Regions from separate parts of the Homo sapiens genome. Here region 2 is linked to region 1. A link is a loop called in an ENCODE intact Hi-C map of the cell type or tissue named here. Cell type or tissue: Caco-2. All regions are shown on one strand. Links, peaks and the distances in the headings refer to the core of each region. The heading gives the core; the rest is flanking DNA. Region 1 overlaps PPCDC (phosphopantothenoylcysteine decarboxylase). Region 2 overlaps LOC124903530 (a long non-coding RNA gene).

What was found. Peaks named below come from ENCODE experiments on the same cell type or tissue, not always from the same donor. Only the 100,000 strongest peaks of a DNase experiment are listed, where the experiment ranks them.
Region 2: it touches region 1 in a loop (6-fold over the local background); 15 of 110 quality-filtered maps call a loop at or near these places.

The regions. Positions count from the first base shown.
Region 1 is chr15:75,034,140-75,039,509 of GRCh38, reverse strand. The region is part of intron 2 of PPCDC (phosphopantothenoylcysteine decarboxylase); the gene reads right to left. Among named protein-coding and RNA genes, the nearest start is that of PPCDC, 13 kb to the right of the region's middle. RefSeq lists a silencer at 1,997-2,235 and an enhancer at 2,585-3,085. In Caco-2, for the core only: no CTCF peak of the experiment used is centred there; a DNase peak (open chromatin) is centred at 3,039.
Region 2 is chr15:75,137,432-75,142,801 of GRCh38, reverse strand. It overlaps LOC124903530 (a long non-coding RNA gene), which reads right to left. Exons shown (of 2, transcript XR_007064721.1): 2 at 1,489-3,910. Among named protein-coding and RNA genes, the nearest start is that of C15orf39, 62 kb to the left of the region's middle. RefSeq lists a silencer at 1-188 and enhancers at 2,260-2,554, 2,094-2,785. In Caco-2, for the core only: no CTCF peak of the experiment used is centred there; DNase peaks (open chromatin) are centred at 2,411, 3,951 and 4,401.

The DNA.
Region 1 (5,370 bases), core at 189-5,188:
CTGTAGAAGGAACAGCTAAAGTCCCCCCAGGTCTTCTTCCCACCCAAGGCAGCCAAACATACTACCCTTGCAGAGTTAGCACAACAGAGGTCAAAGGAGTCCTGGAGCAGAAGTGAGTATCTACAGACCAAACAGAGACCCAAGCCTGCTTCCCCTACTTGACCCTAAGAACGCAAGGTCAACCAGGCAGGAGACTACTGATAGGGTCCTTCTGGAAAAAACAAATAACCCTGGCAGTAGGGAGATGTGGTAGGGAAGGAAACCTTCAGATATGGAATTCAGAGGTCCACCAACAAAACATTTCAATACCAGATGAGTACCAAGTCCCTGGCAGTGAAGACAGAGTTTCCAATCAACTTTTGGCACCCAAATAAGAACAGCCAAGGAGTATCAGATATCTGAGGAGAGTCCTCTAGCAAGAAAGAGATTACACAAACAAACAGAAAATAGAAACCCAGAGACAATAGAGGGAGAAGAAAACTTAAAGATGAGAGACTACACCCAAGAAACAAGAACATAACACTTTTTAAAATGAGTATTCAAGGAACAAAAAAGAACTCTTAGAAATTAACATTATAAACAGTGAAATAAAAAATTCAACACAAGTCTAAAAGAAATCTTCCAGAAAGGAGAAAAAAAAAGATAAAGAAACGGATAATAGTAGAAAAAAGATGAGAAAATTGAATCAATTCAGTAGGTTAAAAAATCTGACGATTAAAGAGTTCCAGAGAGAACAGAAAAATAGGAGAAAATTACAAAAAAAAAATTAAATTAAATTTCCCAGAAGTGACGAACCCACAGGTGAGAGCCATTTACTCTGCCTCCAGGGGTCGGAGAAGGCAACCCCACTGTTAGGTTCATGAAGAAATTAGAGCGTCATGTCTATTGGTGCAGCCTGAGCCCACAGCAGCTCTTCTGGTGGCCACATCCCTCTGCTGATGTATGGAGTTTGCAATCAGCAAAAACTCAAAAAAATTATTCTCATTCATGCTGCTACTAAGCCACAAGCGCCAGGCTGTATCTGAGCAGTTATTTTTCTGGTCCCAAATGCTGTCCCTCACATGTCCCTGGTAAACTTCCCCTCACCAGAGTTGGTCTGCTGTTTGCTCAGCCTACAGAGAGCTCCTGAGAGCTCAATCCTGTTGCTCCTCCTCTCAGCCAGCACCACCATCAGTAGCCCCCAGAGACACTAATCCAAATTATGAACAGAACAAAGTCAAGGGCAGAGGCCACCCACAATGTCCACGGGCGTGGGTGTGGCAGCAGAGCAAGGGGTGAGAAAGAACCAAGAAGAAACTCTTTCCAAGTTGGATCTTTCACTGGCTATAACATGCTGACAACATCCCCAGGTGGTCTAGGGAGAGGTCCTAGGATTCCATCAAAGGCCTCATCTAAATCGAAAAATACTTTGTCTACTATCCAAAACATAAACTAAAATCGATATGCCTTGTTCCTAGTGATCCCAATCTAGCTTTTCTTAGCACTTACAAGCCTCATCTGTAGCAATTTGTGGAGCTCACCTCCTTCACCTTTTTGATAAATGGATACTAGCCATCTCCTGCCCCTGGCCCCTTTGACGTTTCCCACACTTCCTGTAGGTCACCAACCACAGTACCCTAGCACCCCAGGAGAGAACTTGCCCAGGACAGGAGATGAATCACCCAGCCTCGGTTCAGGTCCCTCCTACCACCACAAGCTCAAAAGAGAAGATGAACAAAATGAGATCAAAGAATCCCCCCATTTCTTTGTTAAAAACAACAACAACAACAACAACAGAGTCTCACTTTGTCATCTAGGCTGGAGTGCAGCGGCGCAATCTCGGCTCACTGCAACCTCCCAGGTTCAAGGAATTCTCCTGCCTCAGCCTCCCAAGTAGCTGGGATTACAGGCATGCGCCACCATGCCCAGCTAATTTTTGAATTTTTACTAGAGACAGGATTTCACCATGTTGGCCAGGCTGGTCTCGAACTCCTGAGCTAGGGCAATCCACATGCCTCTGCCTCCCAAAGTGCTGGGATTACAGGCATGAGCCACCGCGCCCAGCCCCTCCCATTTCTTCTTATCCTCTGCTAATGTTACCACTGGCCTCCAGCACCAGACACTGCTTCATTGTTCTTCTTCCAAATACATAAAACAGCCCTCTCGAGCCTCCTGAGTTTTGCCATAAGCTTCAGCTCACCCTGGGGGGCTCTGGACCACATTCTTCCTTCATCTCTGGTTACATGTCCTCCCTTCCACTTAACTGTTTTCCAGCTCCTTCAACAGAAGGCTTCAGGTAGCCAGAGACCACATCTCTGCTAATACACTGCCTGCTTCTGCTCATGGGACCACCATCTTTCATTTCTAAGAGCTTCCCAACCATCCTGAACCATTTGCTACTTAAGAATGTCCCAGGTTCATCGCCTCTATTCTGAAATTTGGAAAGCTACTTCCTGAAGGTCTAGGTCCTCCACTCTCCCCAGCTCCCAAAACCATCTTCCAGTTTGCAAAGCGGAGAACCTTGCCTAGTGCTGGCCTTCAGAATCATCCCCAAATTGGGCGCCAGGCATGGTGGCTCATGCCTGTCATCCCAGCACTTTGGGAGGCAGAGACGGGCGGATTGCTTGAGCTCAGAAGTTTGGGATGAGCCTGGGCAACAGGGCAAAACTCCTTCTCTACAAAAAAAAAATAATCAATCAATCATCCATCAATAAAAAAATAAAAAGAATCATCCCCAAATTGGTAATGCCCTTGATTCAGGGGTTCTCGCCTCCCTCTCAACTCTACCCTTTCTTCCTTCCCTACACCGTCACTCAAGGTCTCAGAGCCTTTAGGCCCCCACTGTCCCCTGGGGAGCTCCACCCGGGGTCCTGTTAAGCCTCTCACCCTGCTTGAGATCTTCCCTCTAAGCTCTTTGCCTAACCTCTCAGAGGCTCCACTCTCTAGCCACCCTCCCAGGTTACAGTCACATTGTTAGGGAGCCTCCTGGGGTCAAGGTCTTCACTAAGGAGTAATGCGAAGAGTATGTGATGGGCGGGTCTTTCCTGATGCCCCACCTCTGACCCACTGAAGCAGCTGACTCTCCTTGGAGGTGACCCTGACTGACCCCAGTGCTGTCTAGCAGGCCCAGACTAGTTTTTCTGGTTTTAGAGGGATGTCACTTGATCTGATTCATCAGCCCTATGGGCTTTGTTCTTTTATTTTCATTCACTCCACCAAAAGGTCCTGGGAGCCAAGGGCTGGGCCCTGTACACATTAAAATAAATAAATAAATAAATAAAACCATGTGTTATCTTCTATGATACTAAATAATTCTGACCGTTTACTCATTTACCTTGACCTTTTCCCAGCAAATGCCAAGGAGCCCTGGCAGGGCAGAAACTCCCTGAGGGCAGGAGCCTTCCTTGGCTTTCTCTTACACCTTTGTGGGTCCTGGTAGAAGCAGCGCTGGGCATTAAAAAAGAATCCCCCATATGCTACAGAATTCCTGAAAGGCAGCTCCCGGCTTAGTCCCCTGCTGACACCACTTAGAAAAAAGTTTTTTTCCTTTTTTTTTTTTTTTTTTTTGAGACACAGTCTTGCTCTGTGCAGGCTGGAGTGCAATGACACTATCTCGGCTCACTGCAACCTCTGCCTCCTGGGTTCCAGAGATTCTCCTGCCTCAGCCTCCAGAGTAGCTGGGATTACAGTTGTGCGCCACCACGCCCAGCTAATTTTTGTATTTCTAGTAGAAAGAGTGTTTCACCATGTTGGCCAGGCTGGTTTCAAAGTCCTGGCCTCAGGTGATCTGCCCACCTCAGCCTCCCAAAGTGCTGGGATTACAGGTGTGAACCACCACGCTCAGCCTACCTGAGAAAAGTTTTTACAGCTAATAGTTTTAAGCTAAATCTCTTTGTGTATGTGACTGAGGCTTGGACAGACCCTATTACATAAGCTGCCTGCATTTTATCTAGCATGTATAGAGATTCCTTCCCGAAACCAGTTGGCAAGTCTAGTTTCCTTTTCTTTGCTGAAGAGACATCAGGAATCCTGATTTGGGTCTGGTCAGGAGAAATGGAATGAGGATTTAGAGTGATACCTCCCGTTTCTACTTCAGGCCCCTAGTGTGGCCAGGCTACGTCTGGGGCAGATTATCAAAGGAACTCGTGGAGAGGCACTTCGCAGCCACAGGATGAGACAAATCCCATGGCCTGAGTCTCCACCGCCAAGCCCATTCCTGGCCTCTACCCACTAGAACCAAGAGCCAGTAGCACCACCATCCCTAAGTTAGGACAACCAAAAATGTCTCTGGACATTATCCAATGTCCCCTGGGAGGGAAAATCACCCCCGTTGAGAACCACAACTCTACAGCATTATCCGTGAAGAGCATTTCCATCTCTGCAATGATGGGAACGGCCCTACCTGTGCCGTAGGGTGTGGCAGCACTGGCCACATGTGGCCACTGAGCATCTGAGGTGTGACTGCTGTGACTGAAGAACTGAATTTTTTATTAAATTCTAATTAATTTAAATTTAAATTTGAATGTGGCAAGCGGCTGCCACATTCAAATTTACATTTATCGGATAGCACAGCTCTGGAATATACAAGAAAATTTAAATATATCAGATAGCACAGCTCTGGCATATACAAGAAAAGGAGAAGAGCCCAACTGGAACTAGCAGCTGAGTGGCTGGAGAGCAGGCGTTTCTAGTAGGGCGTGATGATGCCTCCACTGGAGACCAAGGAGGATTCTAAAGAGGAAGTGGTAGCCCCGCACTTAATCTGTGACAAGACAAGGAACCCAGGGCTTTGGTGGCCCAGTCCTCTGGGCCAGGACGCACAGCAGAGGACTCTGACATTGGGTCTACCAGTGTTGACGATGGCATGCTCCAGATCTGTGCCCAGGTCCTAGCGGCCAGCTAAGAAGCTGACACTAACCTGAGCAGGGGAGTTGGTGGGTACATTCTAGGACAAAGGATTCTTGGGGCCCAGTGCGGTTGGCACATGAGGCGCGGGAGCTGTGAAGGAGGTGGCCTCCTTAACAAAACCCCCAAGGGAGTTCCGGTTGGCTCAGTGGGTTCCATGGCTCATGATGATGCCTCTACTCGGCAAACATTTACTAAGCCTCTTATATGGTGGGGGCAGGGCTGATAAGATCCAAGCTCTGGCCTCTCCTAGGGCTCAGTCTAACAGATAGGTGGGGTACAGGTAACCCCTAACTGCAAGGCAGACCAAGATAGGAATCCACAAATTCCACCATCCTCAAGCATTGGTGAGCTTGAGCAGAGAATGAGCTCCAGGTCTGAGCTCTTCAATTCACTCACTGATAGGACCCAGGAAACCTGGCCTCAAGCCCCCAGTTCTGCTAACTCACTCACTCCCTGGAAGGCCGTGGGCGAGACCCTCTTCCT
Region 2 (5,370 bases), core at 86-5,085, 100 kb before region 1:
ATGGATGGAAGTCATGCTCACATCCATGGCATAGAGAAGGTATAGGGAACCCAAAGGTTACCAACAGCAGGAGGATAGGGTGGCACATAGGTAAGTGCGAATATCCCTACCCATTAGGCCTCCCTGCTACATGGGTGAAGGTCACACTTGCACCCATGGGTGGCACCTGCAAAGTTTCTGCAACTTGGGGATATAAGATCAGAAGAAAGAAAGGGATGCCTTTTTTTATCTTCCTTATGTACCCTGGGTATTCACTGGAAAGAGAAAGGAACAAAGGGACATGTTTTTCCCCTTTCCAGATGGGTAACCAATCATTTTCCGCCTGCACTCCTCACGAGTGCATCCTAAATCACTGGAATTCCTTTGAGCCTCAGACTCTGGAGAAAGAAAAAAAGAGCTGTTTCCTTTTTTCCTCCTTTGTCTTCTTTTCACTGACGGGTAATTGCATCACTATGCCCCAGGATACTCCCCTCAGATGCATCCCCCAAACTGGGAAGAGTTTAATTTCCCCCAAACCTTAAACTACTTGGCAATCTCCTGAGGAGGGCCAACTTTTCTAAGCCTGTTTCCCTTCACAGGACTTCAGGGTCAAAGGGCTTCTTCCTATTCACTGGGAGTTAAAACATCCTCTTTCTTTTTAAGCAATATAAGTTGCTTTTTTTTTTTTTTTTTTTTTTGAGACGGAGTCTCGCTCTGTCGCCCAGGCCGGACTGCGGACTGCAGTGGCGCAATCTCGGCTCACTGCAAGCTCCGCTTCCCGGGTTCACGCCATTCTCCTGCCTCAGCCTCCCCAGTAGCTGGGACTACAGGCGCCCGCCACCGCGCCCGGCTAATTTTTTGTATTTTTAGTAGAGACGGGGTTTCACCTTGTTAGCCAGGATGGTCTCGATCTCCTGACCTTATGATCCACCCGCCTCAGCCTCCCAAAGTGCTGGGATTACAGGCGTGAGCCACCGTGCCCGGCCATAAGTTGCTTTTTGTATTGTAGTTGGCAAACAAACATATAAAGGTAAAGTGACAAGTCTATGTTGGTTTCCCCAAGTTTATTTTATTTATTTATTTTTCAAGACAGAGTTTCGCTCTTGTTGCCCAGGCTGGAGTGCAATGGCGTGACCTCAGCTCACTGCAACCTCCACCTCTCGGGTTCAAGTGATTCTCCTGCCTCAGCCTCTGGAGTGGCTGGGATTACAAGCACTGCCACCATGCCCAGATAATTTTTTTGCATTTTTAGTAGCGACGGGGTTTCACCATGTTGGCCAGGCTGGTCTCAAACTCCTGCCCTCAGGTAATCCACCTGCCTCGGCCTCCCAAGATGCTGGGATTACAGGCATGAGCCACCACTCTCAGCCCCTCAATTTTAAAGAAAGTGGCTGCTCTGTGAACATGTAACTGCCCAATGGGTTCACCTTGCCCACTGCCTAGATAGAGCCGATTTATCAAGACAGGGGAACTGCAATGGAGAAAGAGTAATTCACACAGAGCCAGCTGTGGGTGAAACCAGAGTTTTATTATTATTCAGATCAGTCTTCCCAAGCATATGGGGATCAGAGTCTTAAAAGATAATTTGGTGGGTAAGAGCTTGGGAGGCGGGGAGTGCTGATTGGTTAGGTTGGAGATGGATTGAATAGGGGATTTAAGTGATGTTTTCTTGCTGTCTTCTGTTCCTGGGTAGGATGGCAGAACTGGTTGAGCCAGATTACCAGTCTGGGTGGTATCAGTTGATCCATCCAGTGCAGGGTCTGCAAAATATCTCAAGCGCTGATCTAGGTTTTACAATAGTGATATTATCCACAGGAGCAATTTGGGGAGGTTCAGACTCTTGGAGCCAGAGGCTGCATGACCCCTAAACCACAGCTTCTCATCTTGTAGCTAATTTGTTAGTTGTGCAAAGGCGGGTCCTAGGCAAGAAGGGGGTCTTTTCAGGAAAGGTCTATTATCAATTTTGTTTCCGAGTCAAACCATAAACTGAATTCCTTCCCAAAGTTAGTTCTGTCTATGTCCAGGAATGAACCAGGACAACTTAAAGGTTAGAAGCAAGATGGAGTCAGTTAGGTCTGATCTCTTTCACTGTCATAATTTCCTTAGTTATAATTTTTGTAAAGGGTGTTTCAAACCCCCCTCCTTTCCCCTGATCTTGGCCCTATGAGGCCCACTCTCTTGATGTTATATGCCCCTGGAGAAGCCACAAGTGACACCTAGCCAGCCTTGATGAGAGCTGGCAAGTTCCAGGCACTGGGGGTGGGCGCCCAGGAGACAACAGCTGGAAGGGAAGGCTCTGGTAGAGTTGTGGCCCCTTCCACCTCCGGCTCTCTGTCCCTGCAGGGGAAGACACAGCTCAGGCTGACAGCAGCTCAGAGGGCAGCTTTGAAACCCAGCAGGGAGATAACAGAAGACAAAGAAACCAAAGTCTCCCTGATAACTCGCCAGGAAGCCAACACAAAACAAAACATAGATAACAAGCGGACTGCCTCTCTCAAGGCCAAACTGTTTTAAAAGAGAGTCCTGCTGTGGACGTTGGGCTTAAAGACTGTGCAGCTGATAAAGTGATCCCTTTGATGGGGAGCTAAAGAGATAGATGAGGCTCCACCAGCATGGTTTGGGGACCTCCAAAGAAACTGTGCTCCTAGCTGGACAGCAGCTAGGCAGCTGGATACCTCCAGCCCTCTGAGTTTTGGCTTCATTCCCTAGGGTCAAGGCGAGGTCTTCCTATTTCAGTTTTCCCAGTTAGCCTAAAGTTGTTTTAGTTTTGAAGTTTATTTTATTATTATTATTATTATTATTATTATTTGGAGAGAGTCTCGCTCTGTTACCCAGGCTGAAGTGCAGTGATGTGATCTCAGCTCACTGCAACCTCTGCCTCCCAGATTCAAGCAATTCTCCTGAATCAGCCTCCCAAGAAGCTAGGACTACAGGCATGCACCACCACACCTGGCTAATATTTTTCTATTTTTAGTAGAGATGGGGTTTTGCTGTGTTGTCCAGGCTGGTCTTGAACTACTGAGCTCAGGCAATCCGCCTGCCTCGGCCTCCCAAAGTGCTAGGATTACAGGCGTGAGCCACTGTGCACAGATATATTTTTTGTGTGTGTGTGGTGGGGGGCTGTGGGTGGTGATGTTGATTTTAAACAAAGCCAAGGAGATGATGTTTCTACAAAATGCTCCATCAAGTGTCTTTGAACCAAGGAGGGCCTTTGAGGCCATATGGTATAATGGAGAGCTCCTGGCCTTGGCTTCAGACATATGTCCCAGGACCCTGGGCAAGCGACTGGCTTTTCTATGAGCCTTGGTGCTCTCACTGGGGCAATGAAGACGATAAGCCCAATGGAACAGGACTGGGTGAGGATCAAGCGATGACGGATAGTGCTGGGTGCAGTAGCTTATGTCTGTAGTCCCAGCTACTTGGGAGGCTGAGGTGGGAGGATCACCTGAGGTCAGGAGTTTGGGTCTGCCGTGAGCTGTGATTGCGCCTGTGAATAGTCACTGCACTCCAGCATGGGCAACAGAAGGAGATCCTCTTTCTCAAGCAAACAAACAAGAGATGAAAGATATGAAGTGCTCAGCTAGTACTGCCCTTAGCTGTGGCATGGGGCCCTTGTCTAAGCCATATGCTTTAGAGAACCTCACTGTGGTCCTCTTCTGCTCCTCGGCCCATTGGGACTAAGGCTTGAACCCATGTGGAGCCCACGACCTTCTTCTAGACCCCAAGCCCACTTTCCAGAGCTCAGCTGGCCTCCAACCCACGTTGCTTCCCAGGACATGAACAGGCAGCAGGATATGAACTTCTAGGCCCAAAGGATGGCCAATGGGGGCTGTTTGTGCAAAGGGACATGGGGAGGGTATAGAAGTTTGTACAGGCATTCTGCAGCTCCCACACACGCGAACCCGAGGCTGCTCCTGGTGCAGGATGGAGCCTGTGATCAAATACATTCCAGTTACAGTTATGTAACAAAACACCCCAAGGCTTAGTGGCATGAAACAGCAACAATCATTATATTATTATGCCTCAGGGACTGAGGCACGCCAGGGATGCCTTGCCTAAGCCTCCTTCCCTGTGTCCCCCTTCCAGGAGGGGAAACCGGGGGTGGGAGAGAGGGCAGATTGGAGCCATGTGGCCAGATGGTTCTGCAGGAGGCATTTTCGGTTTCCGTGGGGATGCTAGGAACGCCAGTCCGGAAGGAGGGAAAGGTGCCTTCAGCATAACAAGACCCTCCACAGGGAAGGGGGCAAGGTCATGAGAATGGAGGAAAGCGAGGGCCTCAAGCTAAAGGACACACCCCCCTCTGGGACCTTTGGAAGAAAGAAGTCCTCCCAGAGGGAAGGAGAGTTTGCCCTCAGGTCCTTAAAAGGAGAAAAGGCAAAGCAGTCTGGCTGGTAGAGAAGCCACTGGCTGGGAGGAAGAACGCATCATTGTCTCCAACCTCAGGCCAGACGCATCCCACCAGGGGAATCCCAGACACCCAGGAGGCCTCCCAGGGGCTGGACTGGGCTTTAGTTTCTGAAGGGATTGATAGCCAGTCCTGGCAGGGGGAGTTGCAGAGACAGCAACTCAGGAAGGTTAGAGAGAGGGCTGGGCATCAGCGGGGAGTGGGGAGAAGAAGTGGGTCAAGGAAGGAGGGCGTCTCCGCATAGGCACCCCAGAAGGTCCTGGCTGTGAGAGAGAGCCCCCTTCTCCGAGAGGAGTTAGTTCTCCAAAGGCATAGCCTAATCCGCCATATCCATCCAAGCGCGCAGTTTGCTTCTGTTCTCAGGCTCTGGGCAGCTTTGGGACGGAAAGGGTTCCTTTCAGTGGGCTGTGCTGCCTGGAGGCAGCCAGGACCAGGTCTGGGCAGGTCTGGTAGGTGGCAAGGTAAGTGAAGAGGGGCCACTTTGCTCAGCGAGCTGAATAGCAAAGGCCTACACGGGATTGCCAGATTTACCAAACAACAATACAGGACTCCATTACATTTGAATTTCAGATAAACATTGAATTTTTTTTTAGGATGAGGAGGTTCTATGCAGTATTTGGGATATACTTATACTAAAAGAGTATTTGTTATCTTAAATCTAATTTTAACTAAGCTTTCTATATTTTATCTGGCAGCCCTAGGCCTGCCCCACTAGGGTCCCCAGTTGCCCCTCACAAGGACCATCCCCAGACACCCTTGCCCTAAAGCATAGAGACCCAGGACCTTGGCAACAGAAGGAAGTGGCCTTTTTTGGTGCATTCTAGAATTCCTGGCAGGCCTCCCCTCTCCCCAGCACCTGCCTCCATTCCTTCCGCACACATTTTTAGGTCTGGCACCAGAGATCCTATGGCAGAGTAAGCCCTGGGAGGATGCTAGGTGAGTTGCAGTGCATCCCACCTTACTTGTGTATCTGCAGCCCTTCACTA